Linked DNA regions of Homo sapiens: region 1 is linked to region 2. Evidence: read pairs that join two places in POLR2A ChIA-PET (ENCODE). Cell type or tissue: PC-9. All regions are shown on one strand.

Region 1 (4,000 bases), 270 kb after region 2:
GGGCTTTGCCATAGTGGGCATTAAGGAAGGGCACTTAAAGTAGCAAGAAGAGACACATGTTCACATTGCCTGCCATGTTTGTATTTGTTTCCATGTAGATTTTTTCTATTGCAAGTGACAGAAACCCAAAACAAGCCAGCAGTAAGTGAAGTTTATTGGTTCTTGTAATTAGGAATCTCAGCGGTGGGCCCAGGGACTCAAACAACAACGTCAAGAATCTCTGTCTTTTGGCTGAGCTCCTCTCTGTGCTTTGGCCTCAATGAAGAAGGAGTCCTTAGGCCATACCAAGCTGCCATCAGTCAGCTCAGCTAGGTATTCTAGAGGGAAGACAGCTTGGTATTAGAGGGAAGAAATATTACTCTCTCCTGGTAAAATCTCAGAGAACCATTTGATTGGACCAGGGGAGTCATGTGCCTCCCCTTGAAACAACCACAGTGGCCAGAAGAATGGGGCTTAGCTGAGATAACACAAATGAGGTGCCCAGCACACAGTGGGCTCTTGGTAAGGATTGGTTCCTGGTACTGTCCCTCCCTCACAGCACCCAACCTCAAGTCTGTTATTTTTATGTAAACATGTTTCTTCCCTACTGGATTGTGAGCCCCTCAAGGAAGGAGGCTGAATATAATCTCGTGTTTTTAGAGCTGTAACAGCCTGGCAGCCACAAGAGTAGGATCAGAGGCCGGGCACGGTGGCTCAGGCCTATAATCCCAGCACTTTGGGATGCTGAAGAGAGAAGATTGCTTAAGGCCAGGAGTTCAAGACCGGTCTGGGCAACACAGTGAAGCCCCATCTCAGTAAGAAAAAAAAAAAAAAAAAAAAAAGAGAGAGCAAGAAGGATCATCAAACAGGTTGCAAGCACATCTTTCTTTCTTTCTTTCCTTCCTTCCTTTCTTCTGTCTTCTTTCCCCTTCCTCCTTCCTTCATTCCTTCCTTCCTTCCTTTCTGTTTTTAAAGTGAAAGCAAGTTTATTAAGAAAGTAAAGGAATAAGAGAATGGCTGCTCCATAGGCAGAGCAGCCCTGAGGGCTGGTTACCCATGTTTATGATTATTTCTTGATTATATGCTAAATAAGGGGTGGATTATTAATCAGTTTTCTGGGAAAGGGGTGGGCAATTCCCAGAACTGAGGGTTCCTCCCCTTTTTAGACCATGTAGGGTAACTTCCTGATGTTGCCGTGACATCTGTCAACTGTCGTGACACTGGTGGGGGTGTAGCAGTGAGGATGACCAGAGGTCACTCTCGTCACTATCTTGGTTTTTGCCAGCTTCTTTACTGCAACCTGTTTTATCAGGAAGGTCTTTATGACCTGTATCTTGAAGCACATTTCTTTAGATCTGTCCCATACCCTATGGAGAACTACGCACAAGCTATTGATTCCTTCACAACTTGCCGTAAGAGTTCCAAGGCATGTGTGCCCAGAACACAGAGCTCTCAATTCTTACATCAAGTCCTGTGTTTGTCTCTTTAGTGATAGGCTCTTGGAAGTAAAATTATTGGGTCAGAAACCATTGAACATGTCCAGACTCCCAACAAAAACTCCCAAATTGCTTCCAAAGTTTCTCAAATCAGCCTTCCCAATAACAGTATATGAAGGTGTCTATTTCACTACAACACCTCCAACACCAAATGTTTTCTATCTTTTACATTTCTGAAGGAAGAATCATGTCATCCTGCTGATGTTTTGGTTCCCTGTATCTTATTATGGAGCTGGCCATGGTTACTGGCCATTTGGATTTTCTCTGAGCCACTTCTGAGCAGAGAGGGACACACAGCCCATATAATGACATTGGGGCCTCTGTATCACATTTTCAAATCTCCCCATGCTCCTAATGCCTATTGCAGGAAATGGAACAAGGTTGGTGCTCATTTGTATCTGCTGAAGGGCACTGAGTCTCTTTGCAGTCAGCAGTGGTCTTGCCAAGCTGTTCCTTGTGGTTGGAAGCACTCCAGCTTTAGAAATCACACAAAGCAAATTGCAAACAGTGAGTGGAATAAATATTTGAGCATTTCAGAGCCACGGTGGCTTTGATTGTTAAGCCAAGTGTCTTGCTGAGGGGCAAGAATCTGAGACTGACAGATCACAGGCTATGGAGGCCTTTGGTGGGTTGGACCCGCTGTGCTATTTGGCAAACCTGCCCCCAAAGACTCATTTGGAAGCTACAGAGCGAATAGTTCAAGGCTACTGCGGAAAGTGCTGCCTCATGGGGCATGTATTGGAAGTGACTTGCCGTGTGACTCATAGGCTTTTTGGCCTCAAGGAACTCAGAAGGGCGGCATCAGCTTACCCTGACCACCAGTCAGACTGCATCAAATCATGCCCTCCATGACAGCTAAAGTGCCCACCAGTCCCCCAGCCTGGCCCTGGAGACTGGTCCTGACCTGGTCTCTACCCTCCCTCCCAGCGCCATCTCCTATTGTTTCCGTTCCTGTGTATTGAGAACAATTGTTCCCACTTCTTTGGGTATGAGCATAAGTTTGAAATCAGAGAGCTCTGCGTTCAAGTTGTGGCTTCATTATTACATTCTGAGTGCCGAGTATGGTGCTTGTTATGTAGGAATGAGTCAATAAATAGTTTTATTTTTATTTTCTTATTAAAAACATTTTTTTAAAGAGATGAGGTCTCTCTATGTTGCCTAGGCTCGACTCAAACTTCTGGGCTCAAGTGATGCTCCTGCTTCAGCCTCCTGAGTAGCTGGGACTACAGGTGAGTGTCACTGCACCTGGATTACAAAAACAAGTCTTAAAACACATGACTCCTAGTCACTCAAAATGTGTTCCCTAGACCAGCAGCATAGGGATCACCTGGGAACTTCTTAGAAATGCAGGCTCTCAGGCCCTGGTCCAGACCTGCTGAACAGGAATCTGCATTTTCACAAGATCCCCAGGTGACTCTTATGCACATAAGAGTTTGAGGAACACTGACCTAATTCATAGAATTGGTCTGAAAACCAGTGACATCAGATGTGTAAGTGCCTGGCAAAGAGTTTGGTATATCATAGATGCTCAAATGACGAGTCATCTCTTTCTCTGTCTCTTCCACACTCCTGTCCTAGAATGCAAAATCTCTGAAGCCAGGGGCCCTGTCTCATTTCTCTTGAGACCATCAGCCAGATTTCACAGCTGACTCATAGTAGGTGCTTAGAAAATTTTTAAGTGCTGACAATTTGGCATAGTTTAGTCCAGTAATTTTTCAGGCTGCAGGTTGCAAACCATTAGTGGGTTGGGAAATGAATTTAGTGGACTTAGTGGATTTAAAAATAATTAGAGGAGGATTCTGGGAAGATGGCAGAGCAGGAAACATCAGGAATCCGTCTCCCTACCTAAATAACAATTGCACTGGCAGAATCTATTTGATGTAACTATTTTTGGCTGAGCACAATGGCTCACACCTGCAATGCCAGCACTTTTAGAGGCCGAGGTGGGTGAATCACTTGAGCTCAGGAGTTTGAGACCGGCCCACACTCTCTCTCTCTCTCCTGTCTCTCTGTCTCTCTCTCTCTCTCTCTCTCTCTCCTGTCTCTCTGTCTCTCCCTCTCTCTCAATCTCTCTCTCTCTCTCTCTATATATATATATTATATATATATATATATTTGTATTTGATGTAACTATTTTATAACACTGGCATCTATTTGAAGGATTGCAACTTCCAAGAGAAGGCTTGGATGGTAAATTGTGGTTAATTTCAGTCAATTTCAGCTGGTAGCAAGATAACAGTTACCTATCCTCAGCATGGTGGCAGGGAACTGTCCACATGTTCCTATAGCAGCTTGCAGGTTGCAAGGGAGCCAGGGTGAACAAAAGGAGCTTTGTCTTTAAAAAATTGGGGCTCTGTGTTCTGATTGTGATTGCTGCTCCTGATTATGACGGTGCGGACACATGGTGGGTAGCCATTGTTGCCCACCTCCCTATGCTATTGCAAGCTCCTCCCCCTCTGGCTGAAGCAACTTCCAGGGGATTTAAAGGGCCCTTTTTTTTTCTTTTCTTTTGCTCTCCTCAACCT
Region 2 (4,000 bases):
CCTACCAGTCACTATGACAACATTGTTGAGAATTCCAGATGCTTTACGGACCTGCGACTGCAACATGAAATGTGATCTAAGCTTTTGCTCTACACATCACAATGGGCCAGAGGAAGGTAAAACAAGGCCTCTGAGGTGAGAAACCAGCCAGAATTATGTTGCCGGCTCACGACTGGCTCCAAGAGAGTCATCTTGTGAAACTGCCAGTTTACTCCATTAGCTATTCTCTTCCTCTTTAATAAAAGAACTCGCATTTTCCTGCAGGACACAGGGCCATCCTTGCAGCTAGGTGTGGTCACGTGGGTCAAGTTCTGGTCCCAGGATATATAAATAGAAGGGCAACTTCTGAGAAGTATCTTTAAGGAAAGGGGCTTGCCTTCCCTCACTTCTTCTTTCTGCTCACTGACTGGAATGCAGACATGACAGCTGGAACCTCTGCAGCCATACTGACCATGAGAGCAACAAGACAGAAGTGAGGATCCTTGGTACCAGGGGCTAGCTGGCCCATCGGCCCTGACCTTCATTACTGTTATTTTGAGTTTTCTGGAACTGGTACCCAAGCTTGATTTTGACATACATATTTTTAAACAGCAGAAATTTATTTCTCACAGTTCTGGACTTGACATACATCTTAAGGAATGGAAGAGAATATGGAGAAATGAAAGAAAAAACACAAAACTTACAAACACCATGAAGGCCTTTGTTAACCTCTCACATGGAAATGATTTCAGCAAAGATTAGAGCTCCATCCCACCACTGGATGTTTTATACTTTTAGGATTAATTCAAAAAGGGAGAAGCTGGCCAGGCACAGTGGCTCATGCCTGTAGCCCCAGCTACTTGGAAGGCTGAGGTGGCAGGATCAATAGAGCCCAGGAGTTTGAGGCTGCAGTGAGCTATGATTGAGCCACTGCACTCCAGCCTGGGCAGAGCGAGACAGAGTAAGACAGAGCAAGACCTTATTTATTTATTCTCTAAAAAATGAATAAATAAATTAAAAGGGAGAAGTTAGTTACTTTAGAATATAGCAAATGATTCTTAGCTTGTTGGCTTTCATCCTGTTTTGCAATGAGTCATTTTCATCCCTGATTCTGTCATTTGGTAGTATATGAAGGTGATCAAAATTCCCATAGAATCAGCAAAAAAAGATAAACCTCTAGGTACTTCTCTAGCAGAGAACAGTCACTAATCACTGCAGATATTTTGAAATTGCAATCTCCTCACTCTATTTTTGGATGTCTGGCATGCTTCATTCACTTGAGAACTATTTGCTTACCATTTTCAAAAGGATGGGAAATGACCATTTTCCCCTTTCCAGCCTAGATCTCTACACATGAAGTAACTTTTTTTTCTACTTTCAAGAGATCCAGACAGGAAAAGATAGCAGTTATTCTTACATTCATTTGTCAATCTTCTCTTTGGGGAGAGGGAAGAGCAGTGTTAATTTCCCTTCATATGACTGAATCTTGTGGCTTAAAATCCAAAAGCAAAAATAGGTCTCTGAGGTCATCTACAAAATCTCTCACTGTCTAGCTGAAGGAACTGAGATTCAGCAATGGCTAAAACAAACTGGTTCAGGTTGCCTGAAAGAGTTGGAAATCAGGCTAAAGGCAGGCTGCCTTGCATACACGCATTGACTACAAGCTATACGACAATCTGCATACACCAATACAGAATCTTTAGGCTTTCCTTCCAGCTCAAGAGATAATTTAGGAAAAGGATTATGTTACGTGGGACTTTAAAATCTTACAGCAAACTAAATATTATATTCCTTTACTTCATGTGCTCAACACAAATGCCTTAAGGGCCAACTAAAGGTGGTGTTCCAGGCTTTGGGGAGATAACAGTGCACAAGGTAGATCCTATCTTCATGAAACTTACATTCCAGTGGGGTGAGACAAATGCTAAACAGGAAAGAGAATAAGCAGGCAAACAAATAAGATAATATCTAACAGCAGTAAGTACTATTAAAGATACTAAACTAGGTATTGGAATAAAGAGTGACTTGAGTGTGATTTAGGGGAAGGGGCTCATTAGATGTAGTGGTCAGAGAAGGCTCCCACAGAGGCAGCATTTGAGCTGAGCCCTGAACTACGAAAGGGAGCCAGCCATGCCTAGATGTGGAAGAAACATATTCCAGGGAAAGAAAACAGCAAGTGCAAGGCCCTGAGGTAGGTATAACCTCACTATGGTCAAAGAACAAAAAGCAAGCCAATTTGCTGAGCAGAAAGGGGAGCAGCCAGCATGACAAGCCAGTTCATACAGGGCTGAAGCCTTGGTGAGGAGTTTGAGAGTTTTTCTAAACATAATGGAAACCCCCTGAAGGGTTCTGGGCACAGGAATGGCAATGACATGACACAGTTTAGACTTCAGCACTTGGGCTGCTACATGGGGACTCCTTCAAAATCTGGAAATTAATTCAGAAGACACTTCAATATAACAAAGAACAGAGATTTTTTTTCTAGCTCCCACTTATTTTTCTTTTATGGTGCTGCTTTTTTTCAAACCTGAACTTCTGTGGGTATTTTAAGAGAAGGCAGGAGACCAATGAGTCTAGTTCTTTCATTTATTTGCCAAGTCTCTACCCTAGCAGCGAGAGGTCTCTTTACGTAACAGTGTTATAGGGATTGGCACCATCTTAGTTAGCATGTGCTGGAAAGGCCAGGTCAGTTAAGGCCACTGCTTATCCCGATGTGGCCCACATCAGCCACAGGGGAAAACTGAAGATGGGAATGCTGAGAAGATGGTGATGGGAACCATAATACAATAAACCCAAATTATCTCTCCCAAGCTGGAAATAAAATGATTTGACTTCTCAGAGTCGATGGTCTCTTTATGCATAAGCTGGATTAAGAACTGTTGGGAAAAAATGACCACATCTAATAGTGTGTGATTTTCATGAACCCAAAAGACACTGTATCTTTCTCAACTCCGAAGAGCTATACCTTAGTTAAAATTCCTGAAGGCAAAGGGCTCAAGTATGAAATTCACCCAACAGAACTTGATTTAAATGGAAAGAATGAGTACAAATGCCACCAAATTTCTCTTCACACATAATCTCTTTGGGCAGAATTCTGCACAGGAGATTTCTAAAGCTTTCATGATAATTATACTTAAGAGTCATTCCTCAGATCACCAACAACTTTGAAAAACATAATCTACTGTTCTTTTCAGGTTCTTGGAACTGGAGCTAACACAAGCAGATGAAGATTTTAGCTAAAAGGAAAACAAACAATGATATCATTTAAAGAAAAAAAAACCAAATCATTTGCTTTGCTCAAGATCAAAAATAGTTATTTGGAGAGGGAAGAATTTTAGTGATAAAAGTGCTATAATTAATGTATCTAAACGAGGACTGATCTGTTGTTTTGAACTTTTAAGTTTAGGCAAGGAGTTAGTTATTAGTAATTTTTCCTTAATTGGCCCTAAAATGTTGTTTGTATAGTCACTGAAGACTGGGAGAAAGGAAGATTATTGCAGTAGAGGCAAATTCAAATGCTTCTGGGGGCCAGGCAGGTAAATATGAAAATTTTTAAGAGGTTGGGTATATAACAATAGGAAGAACTAGAGCCTGTATCAAAAGTCATTTTTTTTTAAATGCTGTTGTTGCCAAAAAAAAAAAAAAACCTATTTTGGTTCAGTTCCACCTGTTGGCTCAAGTTTGCTGCCAATGGTATAGCATGCTACATGCTGGCAAGTGTATATTAAATAAATGGATTCGGCCGGGCGTGGTGGCTCATGCCTGTAATACCAGCACTTTGGGAGGCCAAGGTGGGTGGATCACCTGAGGTCAGGAGTTGAAGACCAGCCTGGCCAACATGGTGAAACCCCATCTCTACTAAAAATACAAAAATTAGCTGGGTGTGGTGGTGCACACCTGTAATCCCAGCTACTTGGGAGGCTGAGGCAGGAGAATCGCTTGAACCCAGGAGGCGGAGGTTGCAGTGAGCTGAGATTGCGTCATTGCCCTCCAGCCTGGGCAACAAGAGTGAAACTCCATC

What was found. ChIA-PET counts read pairs that join two places held together with the same protein. Peaks named below come from ENCODE experiments on the same cell type or tissue, not always from the same donor. Only the 100,000 strongest peaks of a DNase experiment are listed, where the experiment ranks them.
Region 1: POLR2A ChIA-PET joins it to region 2 with 5 read pairs; 2 of 35 experiments call an interaction of 5 or more read pairs at or near these places.

Annotation. Positions count from the first base shown.
Region 1 is chr16:19,329,157-19,333,156 of GRCh38, reverse strand. No RefSeq gene overlaps it. Among named protein-coding and RNA genes, the nearest start is that of LINC02858, 3.0 kb to the left of the region's middle. In PC-9, no CTCF peak of the experiment used is centred here; DNase peaks (open chromatin) are centred at 2,206 and 3,066; H3K27ac peaks cover 2,105 bases.
Region 2 is chr16:19,603,751-19,607,750 of GRCh38, reverse strand. All of the region lies in intron 9 of VPS35L (VPS35 endosomal protein sorting factor like), which reads right to left. Among named protein-coding and RNA genes, the nearest start is that of VPS35L, 50 kb to the right of the region's middle. In PC-9, no CTCF peak of the experiment used is centred here; DNase peaks (open chromatin) are centred at 1,860 and 2,220; H3K4me3 peaks cover 445 bases; H3K27ac peaks cover 2,627 bases.